3 separate regions of the Mus musculus genome follow, and regions 1 and 3 are each linked to region 2. Evidence: chromatin loops called from intact Hi-C (ENCODE). Cell type or tissue: heart. All regions are shown on one strand. Each heading gives the region's core, and the rest is flanking DNA. Links, peaks and the distances in the headings are about the cores only. Region 1 holds the start of Cirbp (cold inducible RNA binding protein). Region 2 holds the start of Ptbp1 (polypyrimidine tract binding protein 1). Region 3 overlaps Polr2e (polymerase (RNA) II (DNA directed) polypeptide E).

Region 1 (7,017 bases), core at 1,246-6,245, 310 kb after region 2:
TTTGTGGTAAGGGCTAGTCTAGCATGCCTGACGTTCTGTGTTCCCCACAGGAAAAAAAGGAAGAAGAGTCAGCATATGTTTATGTTTGTTGTTTTAAATTGACTTCTTTCCTGTGTATGAGTGCTTTGTGTGAGAATAAGTATGTGCACCATGTTCATGGCTTCGGGCTGGCAAGCCACAAGAGGACTTGGGTTGAATCCCCTAGGACTGCACTTACAAATGGTTGTAAGTTATTGTGTGGGTGCTGGGAGTCCACTGGAACCCCCCCATCCCCAAAGAGCAGCCAGTGCTTTTGACTGCTGGTATATTGCTCTTGCCCCAAGAGTTGGGATATTTACACCCAGGTCTGAAGGCAGCCTCCTCCTTCAAACACAACCACAGGCCAGCCAAGGAGAAGTCGGGGTCTCCTTGCACTGCCTCTGGTCGGACTGGTGGGAAATGTGTTTGCTGGAGACAGATGTGCCCTAAGAAAGTGACTATTATCTTGTCATCCCAGCACTAGAGAGGCAGAGACAGGAGGATCAGAGTTCTAGGTCACTGTCCGCTACACATGGCCTTCTCGAGGCCCTGTCTCACAGGGACAAAAAGGAAGAAATTTGCAGAATCTTGGAAATCCGCACAAATTGGGGCAGTTAGGTGTCAGCTCAAGAGTTGGCAGCCAGAGAAGACATCGCAGAGGAGGAGGCAACCCAGCTGCCGCCCTTGACCTAGTCCCCATCAGACCCTGGAGGCTCCCCAGATCCCACTCACTTCTCAGATGAAGCAATGGGGTCAGGGAGGTGCCTGGGTGCCGCCTACCCAGACAGCTGGGCCTGTGGGCTACAGCTGACCCTCTGCACCTGGGTGGACAGGTGTTCCAGGGTGTCCGCTTGCATGGGGACCCTCCAGGCACCATGAGGTGGACAGATGCTTGGTGACCTGGGGATTTGTGCACACATGTGACTGTCCCTATGCAGCTAAGTGCAGAGGAAGTGCTGCAAACCACCAGCCCGAGGCAGAAGCGTCTTTGCTTACCTCTGTTTCCAGGGAGCCTGTTAGTGTGTTACCCCTACATGGAAGGCCACACTACTGTTAGATATGTGTTTGAGGGGGCATACTGTGAGTGGACAGGATGGAAGAGGGGTGGCTCTTCCTGCCCCAGGGGTGATGGGGTGGAGGTGGCCCTTGCTTAGCAGCATTTGAGAACCCTTTGGGGTAGATGCCTTCCAACCCCTCCCTTCCACTAGTTTTAGGAACCCAAATAGGTCAGTTCCCAGGCTGATGAACCTAGCTTCCAGGGCTTGCTGGGCATCACTGTAGGGTTGCTGGTGGTTTTTTGACATCTGATACAGTCCTTGTGCCTTTAGAATGAGTGCATGTTCCTGCTCCTACAGCCCTGACCTGGCTTCAGTGCACTGTTTTCCAGTCCCAGACATTTATTAAAGGCAGGCAAGTAGCCGGGTGTGGTGGCGCATGCCTTTAATCCCAGCACTCAGGAGGCAGAGGCAGGCGGATTTCTGAGTTCGAGGCCAGCCTGGTCGTCTACAGAGTGAGTTCCAGGACAGCCAGGGCTGCACAGAGAAATCCTGTCTTGAAAAACCCAAAAAAAAAAAAAAAAAAAAAAAAAAAAAAAAGGCAGTTAAGTTAAGCAGGTATAGGAAACCCGTGAGGACCTTCCACGGGATCTATCAGATACCAAAAGCATGTCGAGTCTGTGACTGTGAGCCCAACAAGTCTGCTGCAGAGGGCGTGGATGTGCATGTGTATGGCGTGGCATGTCATAGGATGTGTGTGCTGTCTGAGGCGTCCCTCTGCCGCTCAAGGCCCAGGTCTGGGCAAGAGCCTGCAGGGCCTGGCCCTCCCAGGCTTTCCTATTTCCATTCCTGGGGTGTGACTCAGGGCTGCAGGAGGGATGAGTCACAGGAACTTGAGCCTAGCCCGCCCTGGCTGCAGACCCCTTCCAGAAGCAGAATGCAGTCTCTTTGAGTGGCAGAGAAATCAGAGCCCACTCTGTAGCAGAAAGGCAAGCTTAACCCTTACAGGTGATTCTGGACTCACTAATAGGGAGAGCCCAGGTGCCTCTGACACAGCTCTCTGTTGTGCCCACCCAGGAACGTGAGTCACAGGCATAGATGGCTACATTACCTCCGTGGGTGCTGGCCCACCCAGTCACGTACACCTAACCCTGCATCTACATCCAGGTTGTGTTCGTGTATGTTGGCGTCACAGCACCCTGCCCACCCATCCTGTCCTTAGGGAAAACAGGTCAGTCATGCAAAGGTGACTGTGTCCTCTTCACACATATTTAACAAACCCATTTCCTCTGTCCACAGGATCCAGATGTTTTCTCTGAATCCTTACATTTCCATCTATGTCCCTCCGGGTCTTCTGCCCACGTGCACACATGTGCGCCACACCTGGCCACACATGCATAGGCTGCATCTTCCACCCTGGCTCTGGTCCCAGAGGATAACTAACTGGGATAGCTAACTGGGCGGGTTCCAGGCTTTGCCATCACGGTCCCACTTGTGCGCCCCCGCCGGGCAGAGGCCAGGTGCAGTGTCCCCGGCCCCCGCCCGGCCGAGAAGGGGGCGGTAATTACCGGGCCCCGGGGTGCCCCCCCCCCAACGCGCCTTTCATCCCGGGCCACGCCCGTCCCCAACCCAGACGCTTATTACCATCTCCCGCCCGGTCATTAGCCTGGGTCCGGGAGGACCCGGCGGGCGGACGGAGAACCGGGGATGGGGAGGTGGAGGCGTCACCCCTCGTCGTCTCTATAGCGACGCCCAGCAGCGGAGTGGGGTGCAGGGTAAGCCCGAGATCAGGACTGACTGGACTCGCCTTCTAGGGGTGCAGCTGACACCCTGCCCCCCTCTCGGATTTATACAAGACACATGGGATCCCTTTGGGAGTAGTACTAGTGTCCCGATGGGCGACACTGGGCCAACTGCTCTGCCCAGACGCGCAGGAGCAAACCTCGAGCGTGCAGTCCAGCTACCACCGAGCTGGGCACAGCGAAGGTAAACCAGCACTGACACTGACAGCTCTGGTTTCCGTCAGTGATAACTGTCCACGATGGCGACGTCTAGTGGCCATAGCCTGGCCAAGCAGCTGGTGGCCGCCTGGAAAGAGGTGGGACATGAGTCCTGAACACTCCAGCCGAGGCTGTAGCGCCCTCTCCTGTCCTTATCGGGCAGAGAGCACTATTTGGGATTTGCCCGTGGTTCAGGGATTCACAGCGTTGGTGGATATGAGGTGTGTGTAAGAGAGAGTTTCAGACTCCTTTAAAGCCCACCAAAAGAAACAAAGGGTCATGGTGGCAAGCTAAGCCACCTGTCCACGTGGTCACAGGTAAGTACACGGGACACGCTTTAGACACAAGTACACCAAAGGCGAAAGAAAATGCACCCTGAAGCCGTATCCATGGGTCAGACATTTTCACGCTTTTCTGGGGCTCGAAAATGGCTATGGGTAATGGTGGAGCCCGGCCCAAATGAGCCGGTTAGTAGTAAGCTTAGTAAGTGGGTGCTGGTTGAATGAATGAATGAATGAATCAAAGACTGAGTACGGCAATTCTCAAAACCAGGAACTGGAAGGTGCCAGAATGTGAGCCAGGCTAGGGGCCCAGCATGATCCTGGGAGCTGGGATTACAGGGATCCAATTTTCCCTCCTGTGGGCACATTGTAGGACTGTTGCTTCTGGCTCTGCTGGCTTGTGGTCCAGCGGTCCCTGCAAGGCACGATCCCCTCCCCTCCTGGATTGCGCACATTGAGGGAGGGAAGGCATCTTGGTCTCTCAGCTCTTTTTAATAACCTCCTTGCGTGAGTGGCTGACGCAGCAGGCTGCTCTGACGGGGATAGGAGGGCTGCGTGCAGAGAGCGAAGTGCAGAGGGGGTGGCCATGAGTCACCAGCTGCTGTCTAGGGGGAGGGGAGCATCGAATCCCTGAGGGGTCCTGGCATTCTTCTCCTGGTGACAGCTGGGTCACCTCGACCAACTTCATCTGAAGGTCAGTGAGTCTGAGGCTTAAAGCAGGGTTGGGATGTCTCAGTTCTCAAGTCACCAGACTGTACTCTCTCCAAGGGGCAGTGCTGAAGTGTGGATTTCCTATCACTGATATCTAGGGAGATGTCTGCACTGGCTTGTTCCTCAGGCCATATATTAAGCAGAAGCCATTGAAGTGAGAGGTGAACTGCCTTAGATGGGGGTTAGTTAGGATCCTTACATAAAACCGGGCGTGGTGGCGCACGCCTTTAATCCCAGCACTAGGGAGGCAGAGGCAGGTGGATTTCTGAGTTTGAGGCCAGCCTGGTCTACAAAGTGAGTTCCAGGACAGCCAGGGCTATACAGAGAAACCCTGTCTTGAAAAACCAAAAAAAAAAAAAAAAAAAAAAAAAGGATCCTTACATAGGCTACTCAGGACTCAGGACTCTCAAAACCACAGTGGAGGGAGAAGAAAATGTAGCCTGGAGACATGGGTCTGTTATCACAGCTACTTGGGATGTGAGCCTACGGATTTCAAGGATAGATTGAAAAATGTAGGTTGTCTCAAAGGATCAAATGGCCTAGTGGTAAAGGGCTCTTGCAGAGGACGTGGGTTCAATTCTCAGAATCCACATAAAGGTTCACAGCTGTCTGGACCTCTGCATCCAAAGGATCCAGCACTCTCTTCTGGTCTTTGTCAGCGCAAGATAGGCAAGTGCTGCATAGACATTCAGGCAAACACCCATATACATAAAATTAAAATACACTTTTTTGTTTTGTTCTCTGTGGTGTGTGTGTTTAAGAAGGCTAAGGATGTAGCTTGGTTTAGCCACTACTTAGAATTCTGCAGTGAGGGGTTAGGGGTGTGGCTCAAGGATAGAAATCCTTCCATGGCATGCTTGAGACTCTGGGGTCTCTTCTAGAAAATGCAGGTACACATTGAAAAGAGTGGTGTTTTGCCATCTGTGTGGTAATGTACACCTGGTTGGAGATGGGCAGAAATCAGGGTTCAAATGGTCGTTATACAGCAGGTTGAGATTTGTAGGAAAACTGAGTTGGGTGCAGGAAATCTAGAGAAAATCTTGACATTGTGATTAATACTGGGATGGAAATTTTAGGGCTGATCTTATGGAGTGTCCTTGGGGTCCAAAGAACTGTTAGGCAGCAGTTGTATTGGGAGGTACTTTTGGACTAGAGTAATTCGGTGGTTTTGGTTTCATGAGCAAGAACGGAGAAGAGGGGCAAGCAAGATGACTCAGTGGATAAAGCTGCTTGTGGCTAATCCTGAGTATGATCCTTAGGACCTACATGATGGAAGGAGAGACTCCATCTGTCTTCTGGCTTCACAAATGCGCCTCAGTTAAATAACTGTAATTAAATATTAAAAGAAAAAAAAGAACATAAAAGTGTTGAGTCGATGAGTCAAGGTTGGAGCCATATTTGGGAGTCTCATTGAGGTAGCAAAAGCTCTTTGTTCCCCGCCGCAGGACAAACGGGTCGGGAACGCGGAAGTGGGTCAGCTCCGCCTCCAAATCAGCTGTCCCCGCCTCCTAGTCGCTAGCGGGCGGGGGGTGGGGGGGAAAAATGCGGCCAGGAAAGATTCCAGCCAATCAAAACACTCAGCGCCTCCGCGCGGACTAGGGCAAAGCCAACGGAGTCCCGCCCCTCCACCGAGGCGCAGATGCCGAATCTAAGGCGTCGGATTGGTCAGCGCGGCGTGGTGGGCGGGTTAAGGGGCGTGGCTCCAGGAGTGGAGTATATCAGGCGGGACTCTTGCGCTCCCCCTCGCACTCGCGCCTTAGGAAGCTTGGGTGTGTGTGGCGCGCTGTCTTCCCGCTCGCGTCAGGGACCTGCCCGACTCAGCGGTGAGGGCTCTGGCGGCACCGGCTCTGAGGGGCCCGGGGCGGCGGGCGGCCTGTGACTCTCGGGCGAGGCGGAGCCGCAGCGGCACGCCCCTGGGACTTGGGGGCGGGCCCGGGTTGGAGTCCGCCCCGCCGGCGGCGAGGCGGGCAGCGGGACACTGGGGCCTCACGCTTGTCGGAGGGCGTCCTCCACCGCGCGTCATCCCCGGGCCGAGGCCGACCTTAACGGTGGGCTTTTTTTTTTTTTTTTTTTTTTGTAAAATGGCCGCCGCGATGCTTTGAAAAGCTTCGCCGGCGAAATGGCGGGACTGCCGAGTGCCCGGATGGAATGGCGCAGGGTGCGCGCTTGGCGCATGCGCTGCTCCGGGGGCGGGGCGCTCCTACCTCCAAAGTCCGGTTGTCCGCAGATGTGGAGCTGTGTCGCGTGCGACCCTTTTACTCCAGCTGGCTCTACCTCGGTTTTCTCTTCCCTTGTGGTTCCACGTGGGGAACAAAAAAGCACATGTAGGCTTGAATGTTGTCCTTTTGTGCCCCAAGTTTATTGCCCCCAAGGTAGACTGGTTTCGTGGTATAGTGGACTTATTTTCCAAGTTGTCGGTTGCCAATAATGACTTTGTCTAGATACCACGCCCCTTTCGCTAGCCACGCCTCTTGGGCCAACCTCCTTTCTCCCTTGAGTCCATCGTGCAAAAACATTTCTCTAGTCCTTGGCTGAGTAAGCGAGGCATCCCACAACTGGCACACCTCCAGACAGTACCCTAAAAGCGTATTTCAGTAGTGAAGTTTCTCTGGCCCAACAACTCTATGCTAGTGAGGGTAGGCAGTCACTATCATTTCTGTCCCCAACCACACACATTTGCAAAGTGACCATGCCATTTTGATCCTAACCTTGGGATTCTCTGGCCAGGTGTAATCAAGACCTAGAATCATTTAAGGTTAGCCTCAGCTGTATGACAAAGTATTCCATATGCCTTTGGGATGATAAAAGCAAAAAGAGTTCCCTCTTGTGTAGCCCAGAAGGGTATTGAACTTGCTGTGCAATTGTATTTGGTTTTGGATTCTGTTCCTTTGCCTCCAACTCCCACAGGCTAGGCGAGATGGGTATTTGTTTTGAAACAGTCTCTCAAACTGATCCACAGTGTCCTTTTTCTCATTGATCTTCCCATCTCGGTGACTTGAATGGCTGGATGAG
Region 2 (6,867 bases), core at 1,868-6,867:
ACCCCCACCATCTGTGAATCTACTTCCTCTCTCTGAACCCCTTGCATACATTGCCTATCACAGAGTCCTACGTGGTCTGGTCTTTTGTGATGAGGTTTCCCACTAAGGATGGTGTCCTCAAGGTCCCTCCATGCTGGAGTGTCAGAGTCTCACTCCTGCCTGTGACTGTGGAGGAACGGCTGAATTGTGTGTCCACCCTCTATCCAGAGTCACAGCCAGGCTGACTCTTTGAACACACATACCAGATACCTAGAGAACCACACTGCGGAGCCTGCCTGCCCCGTCCCCCCATGGCAACCACCACAGCTGCTTCAGATGCTGAATGCCAGGGATGGCCAAGATGCCAGGACATTTCTGGGTATCCCTGGTTAAGCCGACCAATTTCTCCTGCTTGGATAATGGCTGTGGCTCCAAAGCCTCCTCTGGGAGTGGCATCTTGGATCTTTCAGGGAGTGGCAGGGTTGGGTGGCCTTTCCTGCTGGCCTGGGGTTGGAGTGACAAATGGGCAGATCTGAATCAGGAGGTGGGGTGGGGTGGGGTGGGGGTGACACAAGGGTGGAGAGGTCTAAACATGGACAGATAGGAAAAGGACTTAGCTGTCAGTTGTTTCTATCTTGGTGGTCAACAGAGGTTTGCTGGGGGTGCAGAGTTGAAAGTTCTGAGTTCCCCTGAATCTTCAAGAACAATTTTTTTGTTCCCAGCATCTAGTTATTCCGTGTGTCTGTGGGCTCATGCACTGTGGCACACAGCAGTCATGTTCTACTGTGCGGGGCTCAGGGACGAAACTCACCTCACGGGACCTTCCTTGAACCCTGGGGTTAGAAGGGTAAAAGTGTGAAACTTCCCTTCAGTGGATCTCCTCAGCCCAGACTCCCTGACCCTGGACTAAACTGTCCAGTAGAGATTTGGGAAACGAGGAAGGGATCCTTATACAACACCATGCATATACAACTTTAAAAAAAGAGTTTTGTTGTTGTTGTTTTGAGTCTCTGTAGCCCTGGCTGGTCTGGATCTTCCCAGGTAGACCAGCCTGGTCTCAAACTCTCAGAAATCTGCCTACCTCTGCCTCCCAAGTCTGGGATTAAAGGTGTGCGCCATCACGCCTGGTGCATGCCTATAATCTCAGCACTTGGGAGGCAGAGGCAGGCAGATTTCTGAGTTCGAGGCCAGCCTGGTCTACAGAGTTCTAGGACAGCCAGGACTACACAGAGAAACCCTGTCTTGAAAACAAAGAAACAAACAAAAATTTATAATTCACACACAAGCAGGAGGGTGTGGTGGCCCAGGCTAGTCAGGTCATGTTTCTGAGAGGTTAAGACAGGAGGGTCTCAGCCTTTAAGGTTCCTTCCTAGATCCCCAGTAACCATGACAACAGGGGCTCAGCAGTTCTGAAGTCCTGGGCTCCATCCCCAGCAAGGCAAACAAACAAGAAATAACAACCTGTAGACGATTTCCTTTGGTGGAGACACTGGCCTTGTTTCCCTTTTATAGAGGAATAAACTGAGGCTTGTGTCTATCTTCCTTGTATTGTTCTGAGAGTTTCACTTGGCCCTGGCTCTGAGGGCCCCTCTTCCCTGCCTCCATCTCCTCCTACAGGGGAGTATCACTTTCCCTGGTAACAAGCAGGCTAGTGTGCCTCTCAGACAAAGGCCAGGTGAGCTGTCCCTCCTCACCTCAATCATTCATGAGCAGCAGCTGGCAAGGCTGAGGTGGGCGCTGGGCAGGCTGGAGACAAAGTCAGGCCAACCATGTGGAAGAGCTAAACAATGCAGTGTCTTCCCCAACAGGTGTTCTGCAGAGACAGGGAGGCAGTAAAAATGACTGCTCACTAAACCATGGTTCTCTCCCAAAAGCCAGCCCACTTGAGGACATTTGGGGTGCAGGCTTCCTAAGCCATTCGCAACCTTGAGATGGGTTACTGTGACCAGCGATGGTTGGGGCCCTGGGCGTGATCAGTGAGCAGCAAACACGGGTCTAGTTGGGCGGGGTGGGAGTGAGCTCCAGCCCTAGCACCACAAAGGTTCTTTGTAGATGCAGTTCAGGGTCCCGAAACTGAAATTATCCAGGCCGGATTTAGTAGGAGACAGTCTGAAGACAGAAGCACACACAGGGACTCTGTCACAAGTCCCGGACACTTGGAGCTCCAGAATCTGGGAGACAGAAAAGGCACTTCCTGTGCAAAGCCCGGCCTCAGACTTCTGGGCTCCAGATGCAAGGCTCACATCTGTGACGTTAGAGGCAGTCCATTGTGGGCGCTGCATCACAGCAGCAACACAGAACATTAATCGTTTTTAAAATATGCTCTGGCAGCTTTGAAAAAGGAAGCCAGGATCTCCTGTGTGCTGGGCCAGTGTCCTAATGCTGAGCCATACTCCCAGCCCCTAACTGAGGCATTCTAGGCTGGGGCTCCACCCCTGAGCTACACTCAACTCATTGGGGAATTCTAGGCTGGGGTTCCACCCCGGAGACACACCCCTAGGCCCTCTTTGGGGGGTTCAAAGCAGAGGTTCCCCCTCCCCCTGCCCTCTTTACTATGTTGACCAACCTGGTCTTGAACTCACTCTGGCTAGGCATAGAGGCACAGACCTGTCATTTCACCACAGGATTCGGAAACAGGACAATCACTGCTGGCCAGTCTGAGATATGAATTCCAGGACAATCTGGGTCACAAAGTTGAGAATTTGTCTCAAAAACAATTCTAGCTGGGCATGGTGGCACACACCTTTGATTCCAGCACTCAGGAAGCAGGGGCAGTGGATCTATGTGAGGCCAGCCTCAGGCTGGGTCTCTGCAGCGCAGGGGTTGGGATTCGGAATTAAATGTTCCCCACTGGGTAATGGAGGTCTGATTCGGATCAGGAAGCAGATAAGGAATTGAAGGTGAACAAGACCATTCAGTGGTTCCGGGAAGCAAGGCGTGGTGGGGCTGGCCATTAACTCAGGAGGCAGATCTCTGGGCCTTAGAGGCCAGCAGGAGTTCGGTATAGCCAGGGCTACACACAAACCGTTTTCATAAGAAAGGTTCTGGGAGGTCTCTGAAATGGCTTTCAACAAACTCTGCTAGTGTAGACCTGTGCTTCTTGGACATGAGCAGCCTCCAACTTCACTGGCAGCCACCCGTGCAGGTTAGCTTCTGAGGGTGGGGCTCCTGCTTGGCACCAGCCACCCAGAGAACAAAAACTGGCAGCCAACCTTATCCCTGATGGTCCAGCCAGGACCTGATGGGAGTCCCAGAGGGCTCAAATCCTATGCCTTGTTGTGTGTGTGTATGTGTTTTCTAAATCCGCGAGACGGTCCTGATTAGTGATTCTGGGCCTTCAAGCTAGCTGCTGTGCCGGCTGGCTGGGGCCTGAAAGACCTCACTCCCAGCGCGGCCTCCATGGAAATCGGCAGCCGCCCCTAATCCAGGCTGGAATCCTCTGGCACCAAGCCCGCGTTGGGGCTCCAAGGCTGTTGGGCCCCTGGCCAGATCTGCAAGGAAACCAGTATAGCCGCCAGCCCCTTTGCCCCGCCTCCCACGAGCCCTGTATTACAGAAAAGGGAGGCCAGTGCTCTGGGCTCACCTCCCGTGCAGGGCGGAGGAGAAACTTTTCCCCCTTGCCTGGCTTTTTTTTTTTTTTTAGCAGATAACCAGGCAGACAAGAATCCGGATAGTTTGTGCCTTTGGGAGTCCTACCAAAGGATCTGTTTTATAGCCTGCACTAGGCCTTGGAGAACCCGTCTTGCTTTGTGATACCCCAGGACTGGAAGGCAGAATCCTGGCTGCTGGGGTGAAGGTACAAGAGGGCGGAGTTTCGTCCCTCCAGTGGATTCTGCGGCTGCTGAGTTTGTAGCCTCGTTTCCCCAGCTTTAGGCAGAACCAGCCACACTGCGGCTCCTTTCCTCGGTTTCCCCATCCCTGCGACACAGATGGAGCTTGGCTGCTGTGGGTAGACAAAAGACGGAAAGAGATGATTCACAATCTAGTCGCGACTGCGTCTATGAAGCACGTGGCCTCCACCTCGTTGCGATCTAGTCCAGGAGAAACTCGGTTGAAAGGCCAAATTCTGGCCACGTGACCACAAGCAAGCTAGGGCAATACGGGGTTTTCTGCCCGCTTCTAAGATGGCGAAGCAGCTTGCTTTACTCTCACGTTGGAGGCTAACGGCTTCCAGTGCCTGCTTGCAATATGGAGGCAACCTCCAGAATGCACGCTTCTCTGCGTCTGACCCGCCACGTACCCACTCTCAAGATGGCGTCCCACGGGTCGAACAAAGGCTCGCTCATTGGCTCAGATGGTATCACGTGCGTCTACTCATTCACTCCCTCCCCCTCCCCCACCGGCCGTTTCCGTCTTCCGTCTTGACTGACGGCCGTCCCGCCCAACAGCTGTCTGCTGTCTGGATGCGTTTCGCCCTTGGAGTAACCTTTTGACCAATAGAAGGCCCTGGCGGGGGCAGGCGGGGTTGACCACGCCCACAGACCGCAGCGGGAACCAATGAGGATCGCGCGCGGGGGACGTGTGCGGGCGTCTCCGCCATCTTGTGAGTCTATAACTCGGAGCCGTTGGGTCGGTTTCTGCTATTCCTGCGCCTCCGCTCCGTTCCCCGCGGGTCTCTTCCGTGTGCCATGGACGGGTAAGTCCTGCCGCGCCCCTCGCACGCCGCTCCGCTCACCACTCCGTCCCAGCCATCGCTGCCGCGCGCGTGGACTTTTGGCCCCCGCCGATCCCTCTAACCGCTGCAATGGGCGCGTGCGTGTGGCCTCGTTCCGCGTGGCGCGCTCGGAATCCCGGGCGTCTGAGGCCCTTAAGGAAGCCGGTTGGCTTAGGGCGACCGCACCCAGCTTTCGGCTCCCCTTAAGCCCCTCGCCCAGCGCACTTCCGGTGCCCGCGCGGTTCATCCGGAGGAACCCAGCGCCCCCCTCCCGCCCTCCGCGTGCACGCGCGCTCCCTCCGGTGAGACGCGCTCACTCGGAGCGGCTCGGCCGCTGCGATCCTTCCCGCCTGCCGTGCTCCAATCCGGCCGGCTCGCCCTGTGCCCCGAGCAATGTCGCTTCGCACGCCGCATGCGACCCCGGGTGCGCGCGCGTAGTAGGGCGCGCGCCCTGGTGCGGGCACGCGCGCGGACCTGTGCCGAACGCGCCCGCCCTTCCCGCCTGGGGGGAGGTGTCCGGAGGAGGCCTCCAGGGCCCCCCATTGGAGGGGCGGGTGGGCCAGAGTGAGGTTCAGTTCGGTCTCCGGTGTGGGCGCCGGCCTGGCATCCGTATCTCCCACATGCTTCCCGGATGCCCCCTCCACTGGCAACTTTTTGTAGTTTTCGGTTTGTTTTGGAGACCGGATCTCATTGTAGGCTGGTCTGAAAGATCTGCTTGCGCTTGCCTCTGCTTGCGTAGTGATGGGACTAAAGGCCTGCGTCACCAGGCCCCGACTTTTTTGTTGAAACTTTTTGTTTGGCTTTTGGATAAGGACTGGCCTTGAATTCCTGATTTTCCCCACCTTAACCTCCCTAGTGCTTTGAGTCACCAGGCTTAGTAAGCGGCTTTCCTTTTAACACGATTCTGAAAAGTAGTTTGGCCTAGCTTCAAGCTGAGTACCTATGGCAGTCCTCCTGCCTCAGCCTTCTAAGTGCTGAGATGACAGACAGGAGTCTCCAGTTGCCTCCTTTGAGCAACTTACCGAGGATCTTTGAGCGGGGTGTGGTGGTGCACACCTTTAATCCTGCCAGAGATAGGCAGATCGAAGTGAGTTCTAGAAGGGAGTGCAGAGAAATGTCGCAAAAGATTCTTTGAAAACAGTAAACCAAGCAGAGGGTTACACATACCCCAGCCACCACTTCTGGTGGAATCCCTTCACGAGGCAGACCCCTGAGAGCCATTTGGTAACCTGCCAGCTGTGGTAGGCTTGCTGCTGCCTGTAAGCAGGCTAGGTGTGAGGCGGCAGGGTGCAGTCACGAGGGGCTGGGGTTGATCAGTAACCTAGGGTGTATCCCGGCAGCTCTGTTGGTTTGTAAATGGTAACAAGGCCACTTTGCCTGCCATCAGCAGTGTGGCCCTGGAGGAGCTCCCAGCCCCCATCAGGAAGCACTGTCTTGGGCTGCTCCTTACCTATATTTCAGGCTCCCTGGCGTTGTAGGATGCTCAGGAGTTGAGTTTTGACCCAGGTCACTGGTATGCTTTATAAAAACTGGGCTTTTTTTCTTTCCTTTTCTTTTTTTTTTTTTCCTGTACTAAAACTGGATTTAATGTGTTGAAAGGCAGGGTCTGGGTCCTGTGTGGAAGAAGGGAGGGTCTTCAAGGACAATGATGGCCCTCTTTCAAGTTGAGACTCAATGGATGGCTCACTTCCCTGCCTTTCTAAGCCGGACTGGCAGAGGGCCCTACAGGCCACACAGTGCTGATGTCTACTTTTCTCTCCACAGCATCGTCCCAGACATAGCAGTCGGTACAAAGGTAGGTGTCTCTAGCTTGGCATTGTACCCCATTGTAGTCAGAGTAAAGGCTTGCTTATTGCAGAGGAGCCTGCCTTAGTCCAGGGTCTACAAAGACTCGGAGGCGGAAGATAGCATGGATGCATGTAGACCTGCCGTCCAAGAGTTTTGAGGGCTTAGGACCCTTTTGTGGGTCTGGTGATTCTGTCTTTGTGCTGGCCTCTTTCTGGCTGGCTTTGCCTTGTCCTGCCCTGCTGCCTTCATCTAAGCAGTGAGTTCAGGCCTGTGGACACTCCATTTGGTGTTTCCTCTGTGGGTTTGGTTTGAAAGGCTGTGGCATGTTCTAAGGTGAGACTGAGTTACCACCCATTTGGTGTTGTTTTCCTGTGCTGTCCAGGCAGTTCTCAGGCCTGCTCTCCAGCGGGTGACTCCTGCCTCAGCTTCTTGAGTGTCTGGGGAGA
Region 3 (7,017 bases), core at 812-5,811, 180 kb after region 2:
CACCAACCAGTCCAACAACACATCACGGGCCCCTCTGCCCACCATGCGGCTCCGAGGAGGGCAGATCACAGGTGGCACCAGTCAGGAGCGGCAGCCACAGTTCGTCTGAGCTGGGTGGTGATGGCAGGGACCATCAGCTCAATGTCAGCCTTTGACTCGGGGGGAGGGGGGTGTTCCTCACAATGCCGAGGAACTTCAGGGAGATCAGGGCTCCCTGGTACCATGGACACAGATGGATAACAGTCCCAGATGGAGTTGCCTGGCCTTTGTGTGCCTGTGGGGATGCAGCTGCAGATTCCCATGATGGCCTCATCTCTCCCATGGTCCCCATCAGTCTGGATGTGTCTGAGCGGGTACAGCCCTGACCTCTGTGTGTGGAGCTGGAGGTGGCTCTGGCTTCAGGAATCTTGCAGGAGGCTGGACATGGACAGACGGGTGGGGGCACACAGTGGGTCTCTCCCAAGGAGCAGTAAAGGAGCTTTCCACATGAACTCACAATTTTCTTGAAATAAACTTCTTAACCAACTGCCACAGCCCGATCTTGTTCTTTTGCTTCTCAGACAGGGTCTCATTTGGAGCCCTGGCTATCCTAAAGCCCCTTATTTAGATTAGGCTGGCCTTGAACTCACAGGGATCTGCCTCCTTCAGCATCCTACCCACTGGAATGAAAGGCAAGTGCCACAACACCGAACTGCATCTTGCTTTTGTAACATTTACTTTGTGAGTTCGTGTTTTGCCTATGGGTCTGTGAGTCATGCTCATGCTGTGCCTGCAGAGGTGAGCAGAGGGCCCAGATCCTGCACCTGCGCTGTGCGAGGGCAGCCAGGGCTCTCGAGGGACTGGCCTACATTTTAAATCCATCTTCCTTGGTCTGTTTTCTGAGTCCAGTTCAAGCAAAGGCTCAGGAGGTGGCCCAAGCTGTGGGGACCATCCTGTGACAGCAACTCTGGGGAGCTATTAAGTCAGGCAGTCCTGAACACACACTTGTGACAATTTCTGACCAGTTGAGGCAGAGCTGCCCAGAAGAGTGTGCAAGTACAGTTTTTGTTTGTTGGTTGGTTTCTTTGTTTTGTTTTACTTTTTCCCTTTTGAGACAGGATTTCAGAGGCTGGCCTCGAACTTGCTGTGTGGCCAAAGAAGACCTTAAACTACCAATCCTCCCTCCTGCCTCTACCTCCAGAGTGCTAGGACGACAGGGTTCCACGCATGCAAGTGCTTTATCCACTGAGCCCAGGCTCAGGTTCTTGCTTTAATTTTATGGTTTAGTAGTTTAAGGTCTTGAGTTTGACCAGGGCTCTAGGTTCCTCTGTGATTTCCTGGCTGCGTGATGCAGGGATGTCGCTGTCTCTTGTTTTTATTATTTGTAGTGTATGCTGTTTGTACAGACGCTGGAGAGGTCAGAGGACAGCTTACAGTTCTCTCCTCCCACTATGCTGCCTCTGAGGATTAAATGTGGGTTGTCAGGCTGGCAGCAAGCCCCTTCAACGTCTGGAGGACTAGCCTGTAGTCCAGGCTAATCTTGATTAACAGCATCCTCCAGGTTCAGCAAACCAAGTGTGGGGATGACAGCTGTCTGTACGCTATACCCAGTCTGCCAACTACATTTTATTTATTTTTAGTTTTTGGCTTTTTGAGACAGGATCTCTCTACATAGCTTTGGCTGTCCTGGAACTCATTCTGTAGACCAGGCTGGCTTGTCTCTGCCTCCTGAGTGCTAGGATCAAAGGCATGTCGCCACCATGCCAGTCTTTTTGTGGGTTTTGTTCTTTGTTTACAAACTACATTTCATTTATTTTTTGTAGTTCTGGGGAAGAAACCCTGTCCTGCAGAGCTTCAGCCTCGGGAGGGGCGAGTAGCACCTGCCACCCTTCTCAGCCCCTGTCCTCACACATAGGTGGCCCTAGGACACTCCCCACATCAACTCAGTGTGCAGGTCTCAGAAGAAATGCCACTTTGCAGCAAGGACTGTGCTTGCCTGACCCAGGGGAATCCCCAGGTCCTTGAGAAGCTGGGGTGGGGCACGCCTGTCATCCCAGCTCACCGGACACGGACACGAGGTGAGGTTTGGGGGATGGGGCAGCACAGATCCAAAGTTCATGGTCCTCAGCTACGTGGTGAATTGAAGGCTAGAGATGCTGGAAAGGAGAAGCCAGCTTGTTATCCCAAGGACAGGAGTCAAGAGAATTCTCACCCATCCTGCTATCAGCAAGAGGGGAAGGGGCCTTTCTTCCTGGGGTGGGGCTTTCTCTGGGGGGCTTCCTGTTGAAGGGTCAGCCAGAAGCCTGCAGCACACCACAGGCACAGATAAAATGCCTGAGTGCAGGGTGACTCAGAGATGGTCAGGACAGAGTTGTGGTAAGCACTTCAGGGGCTGCCCTGATCTTGGTAAACAAAATGTCTTGGCCCCAGGCCAGGACCCAGACATGAAGGTAGTCTGGACTCAGTTCTTCTTCAAGAGAGGAACTAACACATGGTTGGTTGCCAGTGAATGTATTTGTTAACCTCATAATCATACAATTTGGCTTCTTCTTTTGAAGTTGTTTGTTTTTATGCCGGGTCTATGTGGCCCTGGGTCGTCTGGAACTCACAGAGCCCCCTCCCCAAGTGCTCAGATTAGAGATGGCTCATGCACTGCCTTGCACTATTTTGGAATTGAAACAAGCCCTCCCCCCCTCCCGCCCCCATGACTGACCCATTGAGCCACACCCTGATCCTGACTTACTTGAAAGTCACGAGAACCTTGCCCAGAGGCTGAGAAGTGGTGTGCCCTATTCAGTAAGTCAAACAGTATAGGTCATAAAAAGCCACCAAGGTGGGGCTGCTAGGAAGTTGACAGTGCAGCGCTGAGCATAAAACCCAGGGCTTCCCAATGCTAGACGGGTGTTCAAGTCACACCCACCAAAGGCTGAGGGACACAGTGGACTCCCTGGCTCTTCTTGTGTGACTTCAGAGAGGGTGAACTTTAGCTAAGCTTACTCTCGGCCCTTAGCCTGTGGTGACCAAAGAACTAAGTGAGACCCTTCAGTGTCACCTGTCTCCATTCTCCATCTGCCCACACTGAAGCTGTGCCCCTTGGAGGCACAAACTCTATCCCTTCCCTGCTCCTGCCTACAGGGACCCCAACACTCCGAGTGAGGGCCTCTGGGAGGGAGACTTCCACGCCCTTCTAGGCCTGGCAGGTTTTGGCCAGGATGAATCTGAGTGTTCCTCTAGAGGGCAGACTCATCCTCCTACAGACAGGAGGGGAAGCCTGCTGGGAACTCCAGAAATCTCAGACTCGTCTCATGACCTGAGGTGCCCACAGCTCTGCAGGAGGACCAGGAATCAGCAGCTCTCAGGCTGCCTTTGAGGATTCCACCCTACTGTAGGACACAGGGTCAGGTGCACTGAAGCCCTCTGGAGAGCTCAATGTGACCAATGTGTGTCTAAGAAAATATGGAAAGGAATGGCTCAGTGGTTAGGAGCAATGACTGATCTTCCAGAGATTCTGAGTTCAATTCCCAGAATCCACAGGGAGGCTCACAACCATCTGTTGCCCTCTTCTGGTGTGTATAAAGAAAGAACACTTACATAAAGAAATATTTTTAAAAAATAAACAAAAAGAAAAGGATGGAGTTGGCTTTAAGACCTGGCACAGAGGTAAGGGCACAGGCCATTCTCCCAGGTTCAGCTCCCAGCACCCACATGTTGGTCCACAACCATCTGTAACTTCAGTTCTGGGGATGGGAACAGCAGGCATCCTCAGAAGTCAGACAAAAGGTAAAAAGCTGGGTGTGATAGAGCAGAGGAAGGTAGAACTCTGAGCTCCAAGCCACACAGGCCTGGCTCTCACCTCCAGAAGACCTGTGAGAGAGCCGGGCAGTGGTGACGCATGCCTTTAATCCCAGCGCTTGGGAGGCAGAGGCAGGCGTGTTTCTGAGTTCGAGGCCGGCCTGGTTCGAGAACAGCCAGGGCAGGAGACACATGGAAGCAGGAGCCATATTGAACATCTAATCTCAGCTTCCTAGGAGCAAGATGGGAGGTAGACGCCCAGGAAGCTCCCTGGCTGACAACCTGGCTATCCTCACCTCCACACACAAGCAGGGCAGAGGGCAAAACCAAATGTTTGTAACCTATTTGTGGTAGCACACACCTTTCAGCCCAGCACACAGGAGGCTGAGGGAGGGAGGTTTTTAAGTCTCAGGGAAGCCTGGGTTACACATACTGGGGGACCTTGTCCCAAACTGGAGCCATCTGATTTCAGCACATGAACCCCCCCCCCCCAACCCCCCTGGTGTGTGCCAGACACAGCAATGCTACGTGCGACAAGCCCAGTATCACGCAGCCATCAACAGACATGAGGCTCTAGCAGCAGCCAGTGTGGCAAAACCCTAGGGACACCCTGCTCGAGACGCAGACAAAGACAACAGTGTGGGACAATGGCAGGAGACCAGAACAGGAAGCGAACTCCTGAATGCTGGAGAGGCAGGGTTGGCTGGCTGGCTGACGGCACTAACATGGCTGACATACTGTCCTGGAATTGCTGTCCTGATTGCTGCAGGACCTCATGAACATAGCCAGCACTACTGAGCTGTGTAAGGAAGGGAGGGGACTTGGGCCGTTAGCTGGTACCTTGGGGTAGAGCATAGGTGAGCCGGAGGCAGGAGGCTCAGCTTCTAGGCCAATCTGAGCACAGGATGGGACTCTACCACCTCAGCACAGAGATGGGCAGGAGAGCATGGACTGAAGGGTCACCCCAGTCACTCAGGAAGCCCCTGTACTGCCCTCTCTCAAACCTCAAAGTGGATAGGAAGGGCTGGGTGTGGCCCAGGAGCCTGGCAATTGCATGGTACAAGTCCCTCCACAGTTCCACAACAGGGAGTCTGCTGTGTGGTAACTCAAGTGTGTCTTCGGAAACCACTCCACAGAGCAAGAGTGGCAAGGCCCTGGCCGCTCAGGCAGGAGCAACTGGGAGCTCCAGGAGGGACAGAACGCACCCTGAGCCAAGGCTCTCTAGGATTGCACCACAGTAACTTATCAAAGTATCCTTTAATTCTCAGGAGAGTCCTTCGAGAATGGAGAACTCTGAACAGAACAGTGACCCTGGAGTAAGGAGTGGGGGTGTGGCTGCAGCTCTGGAGTCACTCATCCTGCGACAATGGCCAGGACGGAACCCGTCAGTCAAAAGGCAATCCAGTTATGACCCACAGGCTGTGGCCCACAGCTGTCAGGGTGCTGTGCAGAGCAGTGGGCTCTGGGTTTCCCTGCATGCGGTGCAGCTGTGGGTTCCTCTTCATTGTTTTCCTGGAGACACTCACACCGAGAAGGAGTCCACAGATGTGCAGCAATCCTCCTGCTTCAGTCTCTGAGCACTAGGTTTCCCCTGGCAAGAGTATGGGTTGTTTTGGGTTTGTTTGTTTGCTTGCTTTCTGAGGCTTACTATGTAGCCCTGGCTGGTCTGGAACTCACAGACATCTGCCTGCCTTTGCCCCTGGGCATTAGGATTCAAGCCTACCCTCCCGTTACATTTTATTTTTGTGGGTGCAGCTCTGACCCTCTACCGGGTCAAGGACAAGTAGCAGGCTCATCTGGGCAGTGCTGGGCTCACCTGCGGCTACTGCACCAGGCGGTAGGTGATGTAGCGGCCAGCCGTCTCACTGGGGCGGATGATCTTCACGACCTGTGGGAGCAGGCAGGCGAGGGAGTGGTGGTGGCAGGGCCTTGGGACCACTGGCCTATGGCAATGGTGGTCTTGGCCTCAGAGACAGGGAGGAGATGGAGGAACCAGGGAGATCCAATAATTCCCAAAGGGCCTAGGAGGGGAACAACCACTGTGGCTTCTCACCTGCCCTCGCTTGATCCCAAAGTACCGTGCCACTGGGTCCCCGGCCTGGATTCTGGGTAGCTGGCTCTCACGAAGCTTGCTAGAACAGTCAAGGAAGCAGCTGGCGGGCAGCGCTGGGGTGAGGGGGGTGTGGGGACAGAGTAAAGGATACTATCGAGCCAGCAGTTCAGTCACCTCCTCCTTTGTCATGACCACGTGCTCAGGGACTAGCTGTGGAGACAGAGACCCACCCACAGGCACGCGGCCATCAGGAACTTCAACAGACCAACAGACTAATGGGTATTGTCATGGGGCTGGGACAGAGGACAAAACCAGGCTATTAATATCACCAAGTTGGATGCTCAGGGCCAAAACCGGGGAAGCACCCCGCCCCGGCCCGTGTCCTGGATGCAGGCAGCACTACGCCCCACCCCACCACACACACCTCGTGCTCTGTGATATTGATGAGCAGCTCCTGCTGTAGAAACTGTTCCAGCACATACTTCGGGGCCATGTCCACCAGGGACTGCTTGGCGGAGGGCGTCATGCCCTGCTGCACCACAATCAGCGCCCGTGTGATGTTTTCCTCCTGCATGCGCTGGCAGTATACCTTGATGGTCTTGATGCCCACCTTGGGCTCCTCTGCGGGCACACAAGCACCACCCTCACACTCACTACTGGAGCCTGTGGTCTTAGTTTCTCTGCTTGCAAGGGAAGACTAGAACATCAAGGCAGCCATGATGGGGCTGCCAGGGGGCTCAGCTATCACTGCAGAAGCTGCAGGGTATGCAGGAACTGCGGCCCCCCTGGAACGGGGGTGGGGGCTCTCAGCAGCTCTGGGGTTTGGGGGATATGGTACTGTCAGCTTAGACAGCCTCAAGGAGAAACTGACTGACCAAGAGATGGACCCTGTGTCTACATGAGGCTAGCCTTGTCTCCTCAGGCAGAGCGCAGGAGCAGACCCAGGCCACCTAGTTTGCAAATTGCTGGATAAACACAGGTATATTTACATTATGACTCATAATAGTAGCAAAATTAGTTATGAATTAGCAATGAAGATTTTATGGTTGGAGGTCACAATGTGAAGTGTACTAAGGGGTCCCAGCATCAGGAAGGCTGAGAACCAATGCCCTCCATAGTTGTCCCGGAAGTCATTGTATAGACCAGGCTGGCCTCGACTGCCTGCCTCTGCCTCTCAAACACTGGGCTTACAG

What was found. Peaks named below come from ENCODE experiments on the same cell type or tissue, not always from the same donor. Only the 100,000 strongest peaks of a DNase experiment are listed, where the experiment ranks them.
Region 1: a loop joins it to region 2, with 2.8 times the contacts of the local background. A loop is called at or near these places in 1 of 42 quality-filtered maps.
Region 3: it touches region 2 in a loop (2.6-fold over the local background); 1 of 42 quality-filtered maps calls a loop at or near these places.

What each region holds. Positions count from the first base shown.
Region 1 is chr10:80,162,089-80,169,105 of GRCm38, forward strand. It overlaps Cirbp (cold inducible RNA binding protein), which reads left to right and starts at 5,751. Exons shown (of 7, transcript NM_007705.3): 1 at 5,751-5,828. In heart, for the core only: a CTCF peak has its summit at 3,126 (motif pointing left); DNase peaks (open chromatin) are centred at 1,863, 3,073, 5,673, 6,153 and 3 weaker places; H3K4me3 peaks cover 4,119 bases; H3K27ac peaks cover 4,870 bases.
Region 2 is chr10:79,850,107-79,856,973 of GRCm38, forward strand. It overlaps Ptbp1 (polypyrimidine tract binding protein 1), which reads left to right and starts at 4,326. Exons shown (of 14, transcript NM_001077363.2): 1 at 4,326-4,615; 2 at 6,398-6,428. The coding sequence starts at 4,608. It overlaps E130317F20Rik (RIKEN cDNA E130317F20 gene), which reads right to left and starts at 4,865. Exons shown (of 1, transcript NR_029447.1): 1 at 1,271-4,865. In heart, for the core only: no CTCF peak of the experiment used is centred there; DNase peaks (open chromatin) are centred at 3,465, 4,315, 5,015, 5,135 and 3 weaker places; H3K4me3 peaks cover 5,000 bases; H3K27ac peaks cover 4,918 bases.
Region 3 is chr10:80,030,940-80,037,956 of GRCm38, forward strand. Polr2e (polymerase (RNA) II (DNA directed) polypeptide E) reads right to left here. Exons shown (of 7, transcript NM_025554.2): 3 at 6,249-6,445; 4 at 5,976-6,034; 5 at 5,825-5,903; 6 at 5,588-5,659; 7 at 5,014-5,362. The coding sequence ends at 5,594. It overlaps Arhgap45 (Rho GTPase activating protein 45), which reads left to right. Exons shown (of 23, transcript NM_001142701.1): 23 at 1-532. The coding sequence ends at 109. Among named protein-coding and RNA genes, the nearest start is that of Polr2e, 5.2 kb to the right of the region's middle. In heart, for the core only: a CTCF peak has its summit at 3,210 (motif pointing right); DNase peaks (open chromatin) are centred at 2,042, 2,392, 3,232, 4,392 and 1 weaker place; H3K4me3 peaks cover 933 bases; H3K27ac peaks cover 3,184 bases.